Linked DNA regions of Homo sapiens: region 2 is linked to region 1. The links are chromatin contacts, found by Hi-C or POLR2A ChIA-PET in ENCODE. All regions are on one chromosome and are shown on one strand. Each heading gives the region's core, a stretch centred on a gene start or an enhancer-like site at or near the end of the contact. The rest is flanking DNA. Distances are from core to core; before and after follow the strand shown.

Evidence for each region. Hi-C counts contacts between places; a loop is a spot of excess contacts on that map. ChIA-PET counts read pairs that join two places held with the same protein, here RNA polymerase II (POLR2A). Pooled maps may share reads with other maps.
Region 2: a loop to region 1 is called in a pooled map, with 5 times the contacts of the local background. The contact joins two enhancer-like sites. A Hi-C loop is called at or near these places in 2 of 168 maps with a recorded cell type or tissue (gastrocnemius medialis and transverse colon) and 8 of 50 pooled maps. POLR2A ChIA-PET finds 5 or more read pairs at or near these places in 10 of 52 experiments (CD4-positive, alpha-beta T cell, IMR-90, PC-9 and 7 more).

What each region holds. Positions count from the first base shown.
Region 1 is chr3:138,763,591-138,768,754 of GRCh38, reverse strand. All of the region lies in intron 2 of PIK3CB (phosphatidylinositol-4,5-bisphosphate 3-kinase catalytic subunit beta), which reads left to right. Among named protein-coding and RNA genes, the nearest start is that of PIK3CB, 69 kb to the left of the region's middle. RefSeq lists a silencer at 354-648. Within about 2 kb of position 3,819, at least 2 of the 41 ENCODE cell types and tissues checked have a DNase peak (open chromatin) inside an H3K27ac peak, as active enhancers do.
Region 2 is chr3:138,798,058-138,803,652 of GRCh38, reverse strand. All of the region lies in intron 1 of PIK3CB (phosphatidylinositol-4,5-bisphosphate 3-kinase catalytic subunit beta), which reads left to right. Among named protein-coding and RNA genes, the nearest start is that of PIK3CB, 34 kb to the left of the region's middle. Within about 2 kb of position 3,717, at least 3 of the 41 ENCODE cell types and tissues checked have a DNase peak (open chromatin) inside an H3K27ac peak, as active enhancers do.

The sequences.
Region 1 (5,164 bases), core at 2,570-5,069:
GCCCCCTGCCACCTTGGCCCCCTCCAGATTTTGGGCACCAATGAACATAGGAGGGAAGCTGAGGGGAGGCTGAGGGCAGCTTGGCGCTGACCTGTAGGCGGTACCTACAGCTTGGGTGCCATGATCAGCAACAGGAGGCAGACAGGTTTCTGGGTGGAAGTAGGTTGGGTCCTCAATGAGCCTCCATCTTCAGGCCAGGGAGGGTCTGAAGGCTAGGGACCAGGCTGCCAGTTCCATGGACTAGAGTGGGAACTTGTGCCTTTTCCGGGCCTGCCCATGGCTGCCTGTGGACCAGTTGGCACACACTTCCTTCTCCCTGAGGCCCATAAAAGCCCCAGGCTCAGCCTGAGCTGAGCAGACATCAGGATGACCAGCTGCAAAGAAGAGCTACCCATTCCAGGGCCTCCTCTTGGTTGAGAGCAGCAGACATCAGGACAACAGGCTGCAGACAGGAGCTACCCACTCCAGGGCCTCCTCTCTGTTGAGAGCAGCAGACATCAGCACAACAGGGTGCAGAGAGGAGCTACCCATTCCAGGGCCTCCTCTCTGCTGAGAGCAGCAGATGTCAGGACAGCCAGCTGCAGAGAAGAGCTACCCATTTCAGGGCCTCCTGTCTGCTGAAGAGCTGCAGAGATGACAGGATGACCTGCCTTCAGAGAAGAGCTACCCACTCCAGGTCCTCCTCTTAGCTGTTGTCACTCAGTAAAGCTCCTCTTTGTCTTGCTCACCCTCCGCTTGGCTGCGTACTTCATTCTTGGGACCTGCCAATTGAGGCTAAAAGAACTGTAACACAAACAGGGCTGAAACATGACCTTTGTTCATCGCATTGCAGGCGAAGAGGAGAGAAGAGCTGTAGCCCTTTGGGGAGCCCAGACCTGGGAACTCCCCGAGCCAGGACTGTGACTTCCTCTTTGGGGCCCCGGGGTTCCTGACATCTCCAAGCTTCCGGGTGCCACCATGTCCCCCAGTGCCAGCTGTGGAAGCTGCTTGTGGTACACCTGGTCCAGCCGTAGCCTCAGGGAGAGCTGGTGCCCGTACTGGCACCTGGAGCTGCCTGCCCTGCTGCAGCAGCTGGCAAGTCTGACTGTGCAGGGGCTGGACCCCACACTTGCTCACACACCCATTGCTGCTTCACACAGTCTCCCTTGGCAGTCATGGGATCCAGTCCCATAGTGTGAATCGAGTGCAGCCTGCTAGGCCAAGTGGGCAGACTGAGCCTAGTGGGCCCTGTCAAAACTAAGGCAAAGGCGCCACTGGCCACAGATGTTTCTGGCCAGAAAAACAACACCCCAAGGATCCTGTAACAGTAGGAATTATTTTAGGGCAGTGATTCTGAAAGTGGACTGTGTGAAGCCCCCAAAAGATGGTTTTGAAATTTGTTGGGTTATGATTTTGTTCTTGTTGGCACAGTGATTGAGGGAAGTGCTACTGTTAGGTAATGGATAATCAAACATCCTGAAGTACACTGGACAGTTTTGTATAACAAAAAAAGTCTTATATAAACATGATTTTTGAATTTTCTACAGATATCTATGTATTTGAAAAGCTTGTTTTTTGTTTTTGTTTTTGGTTTCGTTTTTTCTTTGATACAGAGTCTCTGTCACCCAGGTTGGAGTGCAGTGGCACGATCTTGGCTCACTGCAACTTCTGCCTCCCAGGTTCAATCGATTCTCCTGCCTCAGCCCCCCAAGTAGCTAGGATTGCAGGCATGTGCCACCATGCCCGGATACTTTTTTTTTGTCTCAAAAAAAAAAGGGGAATACTGAATATGACAAAATTGAAAATCATTCTTCTGGAGAATATTTAGCTTAATACTATATATCTCCTTAGAGTGTTTACAAAGTTTGACAGCCAGTCTAACTCAGTTATTAGTAAATTGCTAATGACAATATCAAGGTAGATATATTTAACCTTGCAGTATTCCCTCTGATGATTTACTCCTAGTTGGGAAAAACATTTCTAGGTCTTTAAACACAATAATTCTGCTTTACAGGCATCTTCAGTATGTTGCTGAATCATTAGAATATTTCTGAATCAATTGATACTTTGAATGTGAGGGTTTTGTCCTTGAAATTGTAGATAGGGGAATTGATTTTGGAGATTGGTGTGATGTTTCTTTGTAAGTGAGGAAGGATTTTTCTATTTTTAAGCATGGGCAACTGTTAAAGGATAAAATTTTTCTTTGTAAGTGAGGAAGGATTTTTCTATTTTTAAGCATGGGCAACTGTTAAAGTAAAGGATAAAATTTTTCTTTATGATGCACCTAAAGATGGCACAAGAAAGATACTTAGCCTTTGCAGTGTATTTTGCCATTAAAAAAATTTTAAGACATTTAAAATGTGAAATATAGCACAGATATAGAAAAGTACATAAAACATAAAAACTTAGTGAATTATTCTGAAATGAGTTTTTTATTTTCTTTATACTAGAAACAATTTTCAGTCTGTTGGAGCTTGAGAAATAAATAATGGTTATCCCTTTGACATCAAGGGAGTTCTTCAGCCTATTTAAATTTAGGAGAGGATGCCTTATCCTGAAAATAGCAGTTTTATAGTCAAACATTAGTTAAAAAAATACATCATTTTCAGAAACACCTATAACATTACTGGGATTGCAACACAGTGAGGGTGCCATCTTTAAGTTATAGGTGAGATCCATTTTATGCTCTTCTTCACATGACAGGAGTTTATGTATTTGAGACATGGCAGCATTAGGCAAAGCCTGATCTATGCAAAAGAATTTTATATGTTTGTTAATATTTTTTACTTTATTCTTTTAAGGAAAGATACATGGGCTACCTGAAATGTAGGTTGAGATTTTGTAAAACCACATGCAAATAGACTTGAATGTCTGAGTTAAGTAATTTCAACTTTTTTTCTTTCGCCCCACTTCGTCTCACTCTTCCTTCCGTCTCACTCTGTTGCCCAGGCTGGAGTGCAGTGGCATGATCACAGCTCATAGCAGCCTCAACCTCCTGGGCTCAGGTGATTCTCCCATCTTAGCCTTCCAGGTAGATGGGACTACAGGTGTGTGCCATGTAGTCCCATGCACAGCTAATTTTTTTTTTTTTTTTTTGAAGAGAGGGGGTTTTGCCATGTTGTCCAGGATGGTCTTGAACTCATGTGCTCAAGTGATCCCCCCACCTCAGCCTCCCAAAGTGCTGGGATTATAGGCATGAGCCACTATACCTGGCTAGTTTTCTTAATTTAAAGAGTTGTAGGATATGTAGATATATATGGCATTTTATCTATGTATTGGTAAAATATTTTGATTTCATATAAAGGTATCACTTGCGGAGGCTGTTTGTGATATTTCTTAGAGTAAGTGCTGAAAGACTATATTGAAGATTGCAAGGTTCAAGTTTTCCTGTCAAGCATGATTTAAATCAAATTTTTAATATCCAATATAATTGTCCTACTAGCAGATTCTTTTTTTTTGGAAATGGAGTCTTGCTCTGTCATCCAGGCCGGAGTGCAGTGGCATCATCTTGGCTTACTGCAACTTCCGTCTCTCAGTTTCAAGCAATTCTCCTGCCTCAGGCTCCTGAGTAGCTGGGATTACAGGCAGCCATCACGCCCAGCTAATTTTTGTATTTTTAGTAGAGACAGGGTTTCGCCATGTTGGCCAGGCTGGTCTCGAACTCCTGACCTCAAGTGATTCACCTCCCAAAGTGCTAGTGGGATTATAGGCGGGAGCCACTGTGCCCGGCCTCCTTCTTACAAATTCTGTGGGATTTGTTACTCATTTCTTCATTTAACCATAAGTGATTATTTATTGAGAGGCTAATATGTGCCAGGAGCTAAAGAGCTAGAAATAATATGAGACTAGGGAGAGATGAGTACACAGTGAGCTTTAATACAGTGTGCTCCAGTGTTGTCACAGGTATGTCCTGGGTGCTTGAGACACACCGAGGAGTATCAGGGAAGGTTTCCAGGAATCTAGAATAATAAAATTTGGTCAGGCAATATGGAGCTGAAGACATCTTAGGAAGAGGGAATAATCTGTTTAAAGTAGGAGGCAGGAGAGAATGTGAGATATGCTGGCAAGTACCTGTGATTCAGCATGACTGGACTAAGGATCCTGTGTGTTGAATGACACATTTAGAGAGGAAGGAAAGTAGGGGCCCAATCATGAATTCATTCTCATAATTCAATTTTTAAATTAGTCTTGCTTTGTTGCCTGTGCTGGTCTCGAACTCCTGACCTCAAGTAGTTCTTCCACCTTGGCCTCCCAAAGTGCTAGGATTATAGGTGTGAGCTGCCATGCCCTGTCTCATAATTCATTTTATTTTTTATTTTACTTTTTGAGACATAGTCTCACTCTTGCCCAGGCTGGAGAGCAGTGGTGCAATTAACAGCACACTGCAGCCTCAGCCTCCTGGGCTCAAGTGATCCTCCTGCCTTAGCCTCCCTAGTAGCTAGGACCACAGGTGCATGCCACAACTCTTGGCTAATTTTTTTTTTTTTTCTTGATAGATGAGGTCTCACTATGTAGCCCAGGCTGGTCTTGGGCTCCTGGGCTCAAGCAGTCCTCCTGCCTTGGCCTCCCAAAGTGCTGGGATTATAGACATGAGCCACCACTCTTAGCCTTGTAATTCATTTTAGATATAATCATTTCATCAAGAATTTTTTTTTTTTTTTTTTGGAGATGGAGTCTTGCCCTGTCGCCCAGGCTGGAGTGCAGTGGTGCGATCTCGGCTCACTGCAACCTCCGCCTCCCGAGTTCAAGCGATTCTCCTGCCCCAGCCTCCCAAGTAGCTGGGATTACAGGGGCGTGCCTCCATGCCCAGCTAATGTTTGCATTTTTAACAGAGACGGGTTTTCACCATGTTGGTCAGGCTGGTCTTGAACTTCTGACCCCATGATCTGCCCGCCTTGGCCTCCCAAAGTGCTGGGATTGCAGGCATGAGCCAGCGCGCCTGGCCTTCATCAAGAAATTTTTGTATCTACCTTAATGCATTTTCTCTAATGGCTTAGAAATTTAGAATTTTATATCTTGGCAGTTGATGCTATAGGATGGGAGTGCTGGTGAGATGCAGTCAGTCTCTTTGAAAAGATTGCTGCTCTGGGCATTATGTCTCAGATGCCTTACCATTTCCAGCTGTCTGGTAAGGGTGAGATCCCAGAGTTTTATTTTTCTAGTTTCATGCTCTTTTATTAGTATT
Region 2 (5,595 bases), core at 2,468-4,967, 35 kb before region 1:
TTGGCTTGTGTGACACCTTGCCCCAGCCTCATCCCAGGACTTTTCTGCAAAAGGAATTCTTTTCCCTTGGCCCACGTGCTGCTGCATATATCCAATTAATGAACAATCTAGATATATTTGTTAAGCATCAAGGTACTGGCCACGTGTAATAATAAGCAAGAGAGGCAAATGTGTGTCCTGTGTTCAGTAATGCTATCATGTTGGTGTTTACTTGGTTTGGGAGGATAGAGGTCATTCATAGAAATGGAAAGAGGTATTGATTTAGAAACTAATGCAAATAAAGACAGGAAAATATGTTTTCTCATATTCTAATTTGACAAAATTTAAAATATACATAAGTTTCATAAGGTGAGAATACTTATTTATGTTCTTTCTTAGTCATCCAGTCTCTGGAACTCTCCCTGCCTTGACACCACCTCCCTTCCCAACCTTTTTAAAAACAGTGGTTTAATTGTCTGCTTGCAGAGGTGGATACTTTTTATTCTGGTGGAAGACTGGAGCAGTGGGTGTTTGTTTACAGTTTAAGATGCCCTTTAGAATCTGCTTTCCTTGTTCCCTCAGGTCTGAACTTTCTGAAAAGTTCTGATCTAATGTGGTCATACCAGGTTTGACTATATCTTTTATTCTACTTCTTGCATTGCTGTCAATTTATCATAAGATTTTTCTTTTGTACATTTCTTTTAGCTAAAGAGTTGGCCATGGGAAACTCCGCTTTATTCACATACACCTTTATATTAATGTATTAGAGTGTGTGAATATTTTCCTATATCCATCATTTATTCATGGAACATTTTTGAGAGGATATGTATTGTGTGCTGTATGAGGCACTGGGGGTGCAAAGTTGAAGAAGATTCATGGCTCATGGTTTTAGTTTTAAGAAACCTCAAGAGAGACTGGCAAATGAACAGATAATTCTGATATGTTGGGGTAAATACAAATGATAGATAGAGATCCTATCTAGGGTATTGTGGACCACAGAATAGAGCAGGATTGGTACTCAAAATACAGTATGGGGACCCTGAGAGGTCCCTGAGCTCTGGAAGGTCAAAACTTTTTTTTAAAGTAACAATACTATTTGCCCTTTTTTCTCTCTTTTTTTTTTTCCCCTCACAAATTAACAATGGAGTTTTCCACAGGCAAGGGAACTTGTAATATCTCAATAGAGATGAGAATCCCTCCCTCTTGCCCTCTTTCCCTCCTTTCCTCCGCCACTCTTTCCTTTCCCCTTTCTACTTTCCCCCTTCCCTTTTCTTTCTTTCTTTCTTTCTTTTTTTTTTGAGATGGAGTCTCTGTCACACAGGCTGGAGTGCAATGGCGCGATCTCGGCTCACTGCAACCTCCACCTCCTGGGTTCAAGCAGTTCTTCTGCCTCAGCCTCCCGAGTAACTGGGATTATAGGCGCCCACCACCATGCCTGGATTTTTTTTTTTTTTGTATTTTTAGTAGAGACGGGGTTTCACTGTGTTGGCCAGGCTGGTCTTGAACTCCTGACCTCGAGTGATCCACCTGCCTCGACCTCCCAAAGTTCTGAGATTATAGGTGTGAGCCACTGTGCCTGGCTCCCCTTTTCTTTCCTTCTTTCTTTTTCTTCTTTTTTGTTTTTGTTTTTAGAAACAGGATCTTGCTGCTTCGCCCAGGCTGGAGTTCAGTGGCACCATCATAGTTCACTGCAGCCTTGAACTATGCTCAGGTGACCCATCTGCCTCAGCCTCCCAAGTGGCTAGGATTACATGTGTGCACCAACACACCCAGCTAATTTTTTTCTTTATCTTTTTTTTTTTTTTTTTTTTTGAGATGGAGTCTTGCTCTGTCACCAGTCTGGAGTGCAGTGGCCCAATCTCTGCTCACTGCAACCTCTGCCTCCCGGGTTCAAGCAATTCTCCTGCCTCAGCCTCCCTGGTAGCTAGGACTACAAGCACGCGCCACCATGCCCAGCTAATTTTTGTATTTTTAGTAGAGACAGGATTTCACCATGTTGGCCAGGATGATCTCTTGACCTCCTGATCCACCTGCCTCGGCCTCCCAAAGTGCTGGGATTACAGGTGTGAGCTACCGCGCCTGGCTAATTTTTTATTTTTATTTTTTTTTAGAGACGAGATCTGCTACATTGTCCAGGCTGTCCTCTAACTCCTGAGCTCAAGCAGTCCTCCTTCCTTAGTGTCTCAAAGCTTTAGGATTACAGGCATGAGCCACTGCACCTGCCCTGTGACTGTTTTCAACTATAAACATACCTATTCTGTCATTCTTACAACTTTGAATATAGGTAATTTTATCCATTTAATGCATTGATAATGGCGGTGGCATGATCCAGAAGCACACAATGAACATAAAATGGGGAGGCTCTGATATTTGATACAAATTGCTATGGTACAACTGCTCATTCCTGTGTAGATTATCGTTATTTAAAAAATAATACTCTTGCTATATCACCTCATTTCATTATAATGGGTACCTGTTCTACTTGCTTTTTTGACTTGTCATCTCATTTTTACTGTGCCTAGAGAATTTTGTTAGAAGTCTTACCCCTAATTACCTGTTTGAGAATAGGTAAACTTTTATCGAACTTACTGTAATAAGTAGGCTACATCCTACATAATGAATTGAGTAAGAAGAAAGAGGACATGGGGGTTTTTAAAAAATGTTTCCTGAATCTATTCTTTTTTAGTGTGAAATTTATATGTATGTGATTTTGAAATAATTCAGAATTAATAGAAAAGTTAAAAAATAGGCCGGGCACGGTGGCTCACGCCTATAATCCCAGTACTTTGGGATGCCTAGGTGGGTAGATTACCTGAGGTCAGGAGGTCCGAGACCAGCCTGGCCAACATGGCGAAAACCCATCTCTACTAAAACTATAAAAATTAGCTGGGCGTGGTGGCACACACCTGTAATCCCAGGTACTCAGGAGACTGAGGCAGTAGAATCACTTGAACCTGGAAGATAGAGGTTGCAGTGAGCCAAGATCACACCACTGCACTCCAGCATGGGTGACAGAGTGAGACTCCGTCTCAAAAATAATAATAATAATAGAGTTGTAGCTGGGTGCAGTGGCTCAAGCCTGTAATGCCAGCACTTTCAGAGCCTGAGGTGGGAGGATTGCTTGAGCCCTGGAGTTTGAGACCAGCCTGGACCACATAGTAGACCCCATCCCTACAAAAAAAAAAAAGTCGGGTGTGGTGGCACACGCCTGTAGTCCCAGCTACTCAAGAGGCTGAAGTGGGAGGATCCCTAGCCCAGGAGGTCAAGGCTGCAGTGAGCCATGATTGCACCACTGCAATCTTTGGGTGACAAAGACTCTGTTTAAAAAAAAAAAAAAGTGTCATGGGTTAAAAGTTATCCTCAAGACTGTTCTATTCTCCAGTAGAAGAAACATTTATATTAATAAATGAGAATTGTGAGTATTAATAAATGTTATAAAGATGATAAAGTAATGTGGTAGATAATGACCTAGGTTGCTATCTTAACTGTGAGACTGTGTAGAATGCCTCTTAGAAGAGGTAACTTGGAGTTAAAACGTAAATGTTATGAAGTGGCAGAAGACCTGGAGGCAGCACATTGCAAGCTGAAAGAACAGCATGTACAAGAGCCCTAAATAGGAACAAAGTGTGAGGAAGAGAAAATATACCAGTAAGGCTAGAGAGTAGTTGAATGAAGAGGAAAGCAGATGAGGTCAGAGCCTGGCATGGTGGCTTATGCCTGTAATCCCAGCACTTTTAGAGGCTGAAGTGGGTGGATCTCTTGAGCACAGGAGTTCGAGACCAGCCTGGGCAACATGGCAAAACCCTGTCTCTGCAAAAAATAACAAAAATTAGGCAGGCGTGGTGGCACACACCTGAGGTCTCAGCTACTAGGGAGGCTGAGGTGGGAGGATCCCTAGAGCCTAGGAGGTTGAGGCTGCAGTGAACCGTGATCATGCTGCTGCACAACAGGCTGGGTGACAGAGCAAGAACCTGTCTCAAAAACAGACAAACAAAAAAACAAGAAAAGAAAAAAGATGAGGTTAGTTGTAGACAGATACCAGATCATATAGGGTAGGTCATTTTTAATATCATGTAGGGTCTTAGTAGTTCATAGTTGTAACGCAGGTAGGGTTAACAGCAGGAAGCCTTTGGAAGGTTTTAAGCAGATCACTCCAGTGATATGATTTATGCTGTACAAGGTACATTCTGGTTGATCTGGTGCGGATTAATTGTAGAGAGGTAAGATTTGACTTTGGGAAGCTGAGGCGAGCAGATCACAAGGTCAGGAGTTCAAGACCAGCCTGGCCAATATGGTGAAACCCCATCTCTACTAAATATACAAAAAAAAATAGCCAGATGTGGTAGCAGGCACCTGTAATCCCAGCCTCTTGGGAGGCTGAGGCAGGAGAATTGCTTGAACCGGGGAGGTGGAGGTTGTAGTGAGTCAAGATCATGCCACTGCACTCCAGCCTGGGCGACAGAGTGAGACTCTGTCTCAAAAAAAAAAAAAAAAAAAGTAAGATTTGAAGCAGAGAGACAGATTTGGAGGGTGTTGGAACAGCATAGCCTCAGCCTCCCGAGTAGCTGGGATTATAGGCATACACCACCACGCCCGGCTAATTTTTGTATTTTTAGTAGAGATTGGGTTTCGCCATGTTGCCCAGTCTGGTCTTGAACTTATGGGCTCAAGTGATCCTCTGGCCTCCCAAGTAACTGGATTACAGGCTTACATCTCTGTGCCTGGCTTGGTGAGGCTTTTGTTCAGAAGAGACATGAGACTTTGTATAGCTAGGGGAGAAAAAGTTGACCCGGACCCCGAGAGAAGCAACATGGAATTATGGAGAAAATATCCTTTTCCAAGGGGACTAGTGTTAGAGATCTTGGGTTGATGACTTCAGTGAGGTGGGCAGTGCTAAGGTCTTAGTTCCAGAGATGGTAAAAGAATAGGTCCTGTTATTGTGTGTTTGTGTTGATAGTATTTAGGCCCTATTTTGGTTCATTCATTTACTAATCTATATGTATTGTAGTAATGGATTATCCTGGAGTTAGAAATACTTTTAAATACAAAAACAAGTGGAAAGTCTTTCCCACCTATATCCCTCAGCTACCTTGTTTCTATTCACACCATTCCTCCAATGCTCCACCCCACCTAGGAAACTATTGTTCAATTTCTCATGTAACCTTCTAGAGTTTCTTTATATAAATAAAGACAATAAAAATACAGATTCCTGGCCAGGCACAGTGGCTCACGCCTGTAATCCCAGCACTTTGGGAGGCTGACGTGGGTGGATCACGAGGTCAGGAGTTCGAGACCAGCCTGACCAACATGGTGAAACCCCATCTCTACTAAAAATACAAAAATTAGCCGGGCGTGGTGGTGCACGTCTCTAGTCCCAGCTACCTGGGAGGCTGAGGTGGAGGATCACCCGAGGCCGGGGAGTTCTAGGGTGCAGTGAGCTGCTATTGTGCCACCACACTTCAGCCTGGGCAACAGAGTAAGACTGTCTCAAAAACAAAAAGAAAAAAAAGATAAATAAATAAATAACTGCAGATTCTTGTTTCTTTCTATCTTTACCCTAAAATCCACCAATCTCAAAGGTAGCATATTATAACTGTTATTTTGCAAATTGGTCTT